3 separate regions of the Homo sapiens genome follow, and all the other regions are linked to region 2. A link is a contact called in ENCODE Hi-C or POLR2A ChIA-PET data. All regions are on one chromosome and are shown on one strand. The core of a region is the stretch at or near the end of the contact, and the rest is flanking DNA. Distances in the headings are between cores, read along the strand shown. Region 1 has its middle 210 kb from the start of SLC24A2. Region 2 has its middle 96 kb from the start of MIR4473. Region 3 has its middle 190 kb from the start of SLC24A2.

Region 1 (2,700 bases), core at 183-2,682, 320 kb before region 2:
TTTATTTGCCAATGAAACTGTATTTGGATAAATAGTTAATTTGCCTGTGTCCCTCACTGCAAAAGAGAAGCTCTTATTTCCTTCTCAGTTTGAATCAGATTTGAATCAGAATTTTATCAATAGAAGATTCAGCATTAATTTTCTCTGGCTCTTTCCAATAGGCCCTCCTAGTTACTATCTCTTAGTTCATACCTGGCATCCTTATATTTTTGGGAAAAAAGCCAATACTATTAAGGATAAGCCATACAATAATAAAAATTATATTAATAATAATGCATCTCTCACTATTTAGCACTTACTCTGTGCCGGAAGCTGTGGTAAGTAATTTACATTCATTGTCTCAATTGGTCTTCACAATGAAACAACAAAATCTGTAATTATCATTTTCTCCATTTTAGAGATGGGAGATTGAGATTTAGACATGGCAGGGCTAGGATTCAAACTCTGGCAGATGAACTCTGAGTGTGCCCCTCTTCAGAAATGGGTCTTCCATTCAGACCCATTCAGGGGTTAACTCAGCCTGAACTCGCCCACACATACCCTGTTTTGAGCTCAACTTCCTTCTGGCAGCAGTACTTCCTGAAGCCTGTCAATGATTCACTTCCGGGTCACCTCTACCCTCTGTGAGCCTTGTGAGACATTTTAAATGCCAGAGCCACATTCATTCATTGTAGCTCCAGCATTTCTTTTCCTAGGGACATGCTATTTTCATTAGGATTAAAACAGCCCCCAGCAATAAATATTAAAAACCTGCCCAGTGAAAAGAGCAGCTTCCTCAGAAGCTTATGAGGATTAGAATTTTTAAGCAGGCCCCGCTTCCTATGACCACCCCTCTTCTCCATCCCTTTGTGTGCTCCCACATGGGTGTGCTTTCAGCATCAATCAGATTTGCTGTTTTGCTCAAATCCGTTCATACTAATTGTCTGCCCATATTGCTGTGTGCTCTGGACAGAATGGTCTGGGAGAAATAGAAACTCACTCCTTCTCCCACCCCTGGGGGGATTCAGATTTTGTGTGCTTGATCTTTGTTGGTGGCAAGATAAAAATGCTTGCTATACATAGCAGCTTTCCTCCTTCATGTTCAACGGCAGCCCTGATGATGGGGGACCTCAGCCATCCTATTTGTTCTAAAGCCACCCACAGAAGAATCAGACCAGCAGAAGCCAGAAATAAGCTAGCTGGGGCTGCAAGTCTCTTTGTGTGTGGTGATATAGCAGAGAGACTTGGGAAAGTCAATTATTTTCAGTATGAGTTTTGGTTCCACTGCTTCATGGTGTAAGATGGGGATCCCCAATTTGTTCATCTGTAAAATGAAGATGCTAATGCCTACCCACTGGGGCTATTGGGAGAATTAAAGACCTATATAAAGTGTTTAGTGCAAGACTTGGAGCAGGGAGCCACGGCTTTGCCTGTCACTCCTTCGCCTCCCTGGCTGGAAGCCTGAGTAGTAGGTGAGGCATTTATTATCCATGTTCATTAACATCCCTGAAGACTTGTGGTTCCTGTATTGAAAACCACACTGAGTGTTCCCAGTTAATTGGGTGTCCTTGGGCCTGAGTTTCTCTACACAAATATATGAGCTTGGGATTTTTAAAAAGTATACAGTAATTATATTCTTGGACAAATGGTACCTTTTCTAGAAAAGCACAGAGAATTCTTTCAGCACTCAGGGCTAGGTAGGAATTGCTTGATGTATGGGTAGCAACTCATAGTAACTAATGATTTACAATAAATACTCCAACAAAGAAAAGTCTGAGTAAACTCTATATTTCATCCTCATGGCAATGAGCTACAAAAGGTTTGCATTTTAAATCAACTGGTGGTTGTACCCCAGAAGGATGTGGTCTAAATAGATTTGTGTGACAGGGTAATTACTCATCACGGAAAGGATCCCAGCTGTCATCATGGTTTCTCACTAAGCAGTCAGTGAGTGAGCAGTTATGGAATTACAGGGCTGACCTCCTGTGTCCTGCCTTACAGTCATCCTGAGCCAGAGTCACAGAGTTTCATCAGGGGGACCCAGGAGGCACAAAGCAGTCAACACCCATGGCTGAGAATCAAAGTCTAGAAGGGGCCTGTTTTCAACCTCTTCATCCGGGTCACTGGTGGCAATTTTGCCAAGTGACTAAAGAGCTAGACTAGGAGTTCCCCAGTTCAGGGTCTTAATGGCCTGAATGTTCAAGACAGTGTGGAGAGGTTCAGAGACTGCAGTCTTTGGGGTTACACAGACCTGTGCTGGAGTCTCAGTCTTTGGGGTTACACAGACCTGTGCTGCTGCTCACTTTGTGATCGATCTGCAACTAAAAAACCACATTTCTCTGATTTACTATTTTTCTAGCTGTAAAATGGAGGTAATAATTCCTACTTTAAAAGATTTTAAACTAGTATGTATGGAAATGGTTGGCACTTAATGAACATTATTATTTCACCTTTTGAAGTACCATTAGGTGCCAGAAACTGTGCTAAGCATATTACATGGACTTTGCTCATAACAGTTCCCTATTTTATGGATAAGGAATTGGAGGAATCTTGCCCAAGTAGCTAGTATGCAGCTAGTTAGTAGCAGAGACAGAATTTGACCTAGGCAGGTTGGATCCAGACTGCCCTATAATCATCAGAGGGTGAAAACATACCTTCAACTGGAGTTTCAGAGACTTTTGTGCCAGTTCTTGATAAACATTGTATAGGTATAAACTCTAT
Region 2 (2,720 bases), core at 6-2,505:
TGGGTGTAAGTCACTAGAAAAACACGGAAAAATATTTTATAATCTTAGAAATGGAAAGACCTAAGTATGAGAAAAAAAAAAATCCCAGGAACCATAAAGAATAAAATGTATACAACTCTACAAAAATTAAAAATTGCCTTCAAGAAACACACAAAATTAAGACAGACAATGACAACACACCTGGGATACCATTTGTAATACATGTAAGAAAGGACTCATTCTCTAAATATATACAGTCACCAAAAATCAATTAGAAAAAGGCCAAAAACACAACAGGAAAATGGGCAAAGGACCTGGATGGACATGTCTTTCTCTGTGGCACACACTCCCCCGACACATACACAATCCAAAAGGATTTAAAACACTTAAAATGACATTTAAAAGAAAGCAAATAAACTACATTTCTTATATTGCAAATTATCAAATATCAAATCCTTGAATGGAGCACTATTGGGAGAGTAGAAACAGCTATTCACTTGAATTGTTGCTAGGCTTATAAATTGATTCAGTGCAGAGCAACTGAATACTCATATAAAAATGTATAGCACATGTATTTTTTTTTTTTTTTTTTTTTTTTTGAGATGGAGTCTTTCTCTGTTCACCAAGCTGGAGTACAGTGAAGCGATCTCGGCTCACTGCAAGCTCCGCCTCCCGGGTTCACGCCATTCTCCTGCTTCAGCCTCTGGAGTAGCTGGGACTACAGGCGCCTGCCACCCATTCCCAGCTAATTTTTTATATTTTTAGTAGAGACGGGGTTTCACCGTGTTAACCAGGATGATCTCAATCTCCCGACCTCGTGATCCACCCGCCTGGGCCTTCCAAAGTGCTGGGATCACAGGTGTGAGCCACCGCGCCCAGCCCTAGCACATGCACTCTTTTACCCTGATATTCTACTTTGGAGAATTTATTCTATAGATATGTTGGCACATGTGCATAAAGTTGTAGCCACAGAGATATTCCTGCAGCTTTGCTTATATTAGCAAAAGAGTGGAAGTAACCTCAGTTATCATCAATAAGGTGGTAGTTTCACAGATAATGACATTTCCTTACAATATTTCAGCAGAAGCCATTCAAAGATTTGCTCTCTGTGCTAACCACCACCAAGACACAGTGTTACAATTTTTATAATAATGTGAAAAGTCATCTATCACTTCCAGAAAAACAAAAGGATACACACATTTATGCTTGTATATGTAAGAAACCAGCAACAGTGGTTGCCTTTAGGGGAGGAAGGATGTGGTTGAAACACAGAGATGGGAAGGAGACTTACATATACCTGAACCATGTTCCTGCATCACCTGTTAAAAACCAACTACGTAGCAGAAAGTTGAAGATCATAGTCATTTTACATTGTGGCTTGAGATTAGGACGTGTGTTAATGGGGAAGATGCGGGGGCAGAGATGACAGTGAATAACAAAATCAATCTTGTGGAATTATGAGCATTAGAAAAATGTTCTGAACACTTAGCAACTGGCCTGTTGTAGGTGTCCAGTAAATGTTAGCTATTATTACCCACAGATTACATAACACGAACACACATCATTTAGTGAAGTGGGAGGTTTGATTTGCAGGTTTAACTAGGGTAGAGTGAATTCTCCCATTACTCTTTCTGTTGCACACCCAGATGGTAAGTTCTGGTGAAGGCCACCTGTGAGTCCCTGCAGGCCCTGACTGTGAGGTGAGAGCCAGGGGCTGGCCTAGAGCCACAATTCCTACCCCAGCCTCAGCCCAGAAGGCATCCAACCCAGAACACACCTTTTTTCTTGGGGAATGAACCCTACAATAACCTCTGCCCTTCATATTTTAAAATCTCCCTTTCCATAGGGGTGGGCTCCCAGCAACCATCCTGGTCCTGTGTGCTCCCTCCACCACCATAAACACAATTGATTGGATTAGGTGCGGACACCTGACTCAAGCTGATCCAATCAGATTTTCTTCTTTGGGCAATTTGGAACTTGAACTTGAACCAAGTCAGCCTCTATGCGGCTGGAAATATGAGACATAAATATGGGAGATGTGAATCAGAGCAGCAGCAGAAAACTCCAGTCCTCTAAAAGAAAAAAGAGAAGAATGAGTCACAGAAGGCTTCCAGTTTCTGGCTCTAATCCCCTCCACAGGCACAGTTACATTAGTGCCTTTATATTTTGTAAGATGTTTCTGGGTTCTTAGAATTTATGCCCTTTTTCTTTTTTTTTTTTTTTCGTTTCTTTAAGCCAAGTTGACTGGTTTCTAGGTTGTCAGTTTTTTGTTTTGTTTTGTTTTGCAATTAAAACATCAAAACCTATACAGACACTGAAAACATGGTAAATCTCAACCTCCTATTGATTGTAACAGAAGAATAAAGGTGAGGCCAAAGCAACCGCTATCAAGCTTGAGATCAGCTTCCATACCTCTCCCCAAAGCAAAGCCATGTGCAGGGGAGAGGATGTCTATTACATGTGGGTGACCAGAGTACTTAGGGCAGCACAAAGTGGTAGTGGAGAGGAGGGGAGGGAGAGCTGGATGTAAGAGGCTCCCCCAGATAATCTGCCATGGCTGTTGCATTCGTTTCTGCCTTCATCCATTCGGTGTTGCCATAACAGAATTCCTGAGACTGGGTAATTTATACAAGAAAGAGGTTTATTTAGTTCACAGTTCTGTTAGCGGGAAAGTCCGACAGCATGGCACTGACATCTGCTGAGCTCTGGCGAGGGCCATGGGCTGCTTCACTTTCAGTGGA
Region 3 (2,700 bases), core at 91-2,590, 340 kb before region 2:
TCTGATTTAAAGGTCTGTGATATTTAGGCTCCAGGTCTAAGAGCCTAGCTTAGCTTTTTTGGGCTCCCTTACTTCCTGTTCCATATAAATAATTTCATTTTAACACTCCCTAGACATACTGACTATATATTCTGATGTCCCCTCTTAAATATAATTATTTCCCCAAAGAAACTATGGCAATCTCAAAAAAATCCTCCAGTGTGCCTGAACTCTGCTACATGAATTCTTCCATGTTCATCCCTATACTTCTTGTCCATCTCGTGCAACATGGAATTGAAGGGAAATAATGAGATTTGGAATCAGATGGACCTGTGTCTGAGTTGTGGCTACATTGCCTCTTAGTTTGGTTAAGTTGTGGAACTTCTTTGCACTTCTATTTCCTCATCTGCAAAAGGAAGACAAAAATATTCAACTTACAGGGTTTAGTACAAGGATAGAAAGTGCCAGGCGTATAGTAGGCATCCAAAACAGATGATTCATTTATGTTTATCTTTATTATTATGACACATATCCATTTCTGTGATTGCTTTATCTCTAAATCTGGTTCCAACTTTTCATTTGACTCATTTGGGTTGGAGACTTTTTTTTTTCCATGTTCTGCTTTTGTTTTGTTTTGTGGCTTATCCTGGCTTTAACCCTGTATAGGTGGCCCTCCATATCTGTGGGCCTGCATCCTCAGATTCAACCAACTTCAGATTGAAAATATTTAGAAAAAAAAATAACAATATGACCATAAACATACGTTTTTGTTTGTTTGTTTGTTTTTTTGAGACAGTATCTTGTTCTATCACCCAAATTGGAATGCACTGGTGTGAACATGACCTCCTGGGCTCAAGCGATCCTCCCAAGCAGCTGGAACCACAGGCCCGTGGCACCACACCCAGCTAATTTTTAAATTTTTAACTTTTTGCGGTAACAGAGTCTTGCCATGTTGCCCAGGCTGGTCTTGAACTTTTGGCCTCAAGCCATCTTCCTGCCTCAGCCTCCCAAAGTCCTGGGATTACAGGCATGAGCCACTAAGCCCAGTGCAAGTTAAAAAAAAATACAGTAAAACAATTATTGTTATAGCTTTCATATTGTATTAGGTATTGATATGGTTTGTCTCTGTATCCCCACCCAAATCTCATCTTGAATTGTAATCCCCATGTGTTGGAGGAGGGGCCTGGTGGGAGGTGACTGAATCATGGGGGCAGACATGCCCCTTGCTATTCTTATGATAGTGAATGAGTTCTCATGAGATCTGGTTGTTAGAAATTTTCTGAGTGTAGCACTTCCTGCTTCACTCTCTCTCTTCTGCTCCACTATGGTAGGACATGCTTACTTCCCCTCCACCTTCTACTGTGACTGTAAATTTCCTGAGGCCTCCCAGTCATGTTTCCTGTCAAGACTGCAGAACTATGAGTCAACCAAACCTCTTTTCTTCATAAATTACCTAGACTTAGGTAGTTCTTTATAGCAGTGTGAAAACAGACTAATAATTATAAGTAATCTAGAAATGACTTAACGTATAGAGAAGGATATATGTACATTATATGCAAATAGTCCACCATTTGGTATAAGAAATTTGAGTGTCCACAGATTTTGGTATCTGCAGGGGTCCTGGAACAAATTCCCTGTGGATATCAAGGGACAACTGTACTCTTTCAGGACATGCTCATTGGTTCCAGTATTCTGCTATTTGTCTGTTGATTTCAATACAACTCTGAATGAAAGATGCTCAGATCCCTGAGCCCTAGTCTGGAAGATACAGCAACAATAAATGTTTGTGAAAATGAAAAAAGAAAATAAACATAGTGAACATATTTTAAAAAGTGCAATAAAGATCAGCAAAGTCCAACTACAGTCACAACAAAGGCTGGCCATGTCAGGAAAAAATATATGCAATATGTATTTTTTACACATAAAATAAGTTTTTGTGACATCTTTGAACGTAGATTCAAACAAAACATTTCTATATTTGTGTGTGTGTGTGTGTGTGTGTGTGTGTGTGTGTATGAGAGACAGAGAAAGAGAGAATTATAAATTGCATCAGGCAAAATGGAAATTGGTGATTCTGGATAAAGGGTACATGTTAGCTCCTTGTACTGCTTTAGCTGCTATGTTGTATGTTTGAAATTACATAAAAATAAAAAGCGCTTAAAATGCACAGACATTTCAATGAAATACTCACAACTGAAGTGCGTATTGAATATATTAGAGTGGGTGGCTTGGGATGGTGGGAGTTGAGATAGAGATAAAGGAGAAAAATAATGAAATAAAACCAGAGTGGGGTCTTGAGATAGCTGATTGATGATGGTCGTGGAGCATGAGCTAGAGAGAATGATGGCCTTTTCTCTCTGCAGCAAGGTCAGAAGGGGATGATGAAGAGATAGGTACAAGTTCCTTGTATAGAGAATAGTCTGGACACTCTTCTGAAATATTAACTTGGGCGTGACTTGCTGAATCTTTCCCTTTCCCATGTGTGTCAGGCAAGTAGCTGGACTCTTGATATTTCCTGCTTCAGGGATTTTCATAGGGCAGAAAGCAGGAACAATTTGAAGGCAATTGTATCTCCTGTCTTTTGTAAAAGCCTAAACCAAATGATCTTCAGCTGAGGGGTGCATTTGAAGGTATTTAGAAAGAAGAGGGAGAGACTTCACCTAGAATAAAAAGGTCAGAGAAGGAAGGAGAAATCTAGGGCAGGTGGGCTCTGGACACAGA

What was found. Hi-C counts contacts between places; a loop is a spot of excess contacts on that map. ChIA-PET counts read pairs that join two places held with the same protein, here RNA polymerase II (POLR2A). Pooled maps may share reads with other maps.
Region 1: a pooled map shows a loop between it and region 2 (12-fold over the local background). The contact joins two enhancer-like sites. A Hi-C loop is called at or near these places in 1 of 168 maps with a recorded cell type or tissue (naive thymus-derived CD4-positive, alpha-beta T cell), 1 of 37 single-sample maps with no recorded cell type and 9 of 50 pooled maps. POLR2A ChIA-PET finds 5 or more read pairs at or near these places in 2 of 52 experiments (activated CD4-positive, alpha-beta memory T cell and activated naive CD4-positive, alpha-beta T cell).
Region 3: a pooled map shows a loop between it and region 2 (4-fold over the local background). The contact joins two enhancer-like sites. A Hi-C loop is called at or near these places in 8 of 50 pooled maps. POLR2A ChIA-PET finds 5 or more read pairs at or near these places in 2 of 52 experiments (HEK293 and activated CD4-positive, alpha-beta T cell).

The regions. Positions count from the first base shown.
Region 1 is chr9:19,997,784-20,000,483 of GRCh38, forward strand. It overlaps a transcript of SLC24A2 not described here. Among named protein-coding and RNA genes, the nearest start is that of SLC24A2, 210 kb to the left of the region's middle. RefSeq lists an enhancer at 1,517-2,700. Within about 2 kb of position 1,433, at least 4 of the 41 ENCODE cell types and tissues checked have a DNase peak (open chromatin) inside an H3K27ac peak, as active enhancers do.
Region 2 is chr9:20,313,881-20,316,600 of GRCh38, forward strand. No RefSeq gene overlaps it. Among named protein-coding and RNA genes, the nearest start is that of MIR4473, 96 kb to the right of the region's middle. Within about 2 kb of position 1,256, at least 2 of the 41 ENCODE cell types and tissues checked have a DNase peak (open chromatin) inside an H3K27ac peak, as active enhancers do.
Region 3 is chr9:19,975,156-19,977,855 of GRCh38, forward strand. It overlaps a transcript of SLC24A2 not described here. Among named protein-coding and RNA genes, the nearest start is that of SLC24A2, 190 kb to the left of the region's middle. Within about 2 kb of position 1,341, at least 2 of the 41 ENCODE cell types and tissues checked have a DNase peak (open chromatin) inside an H3K27ac peak, as active enhancers do.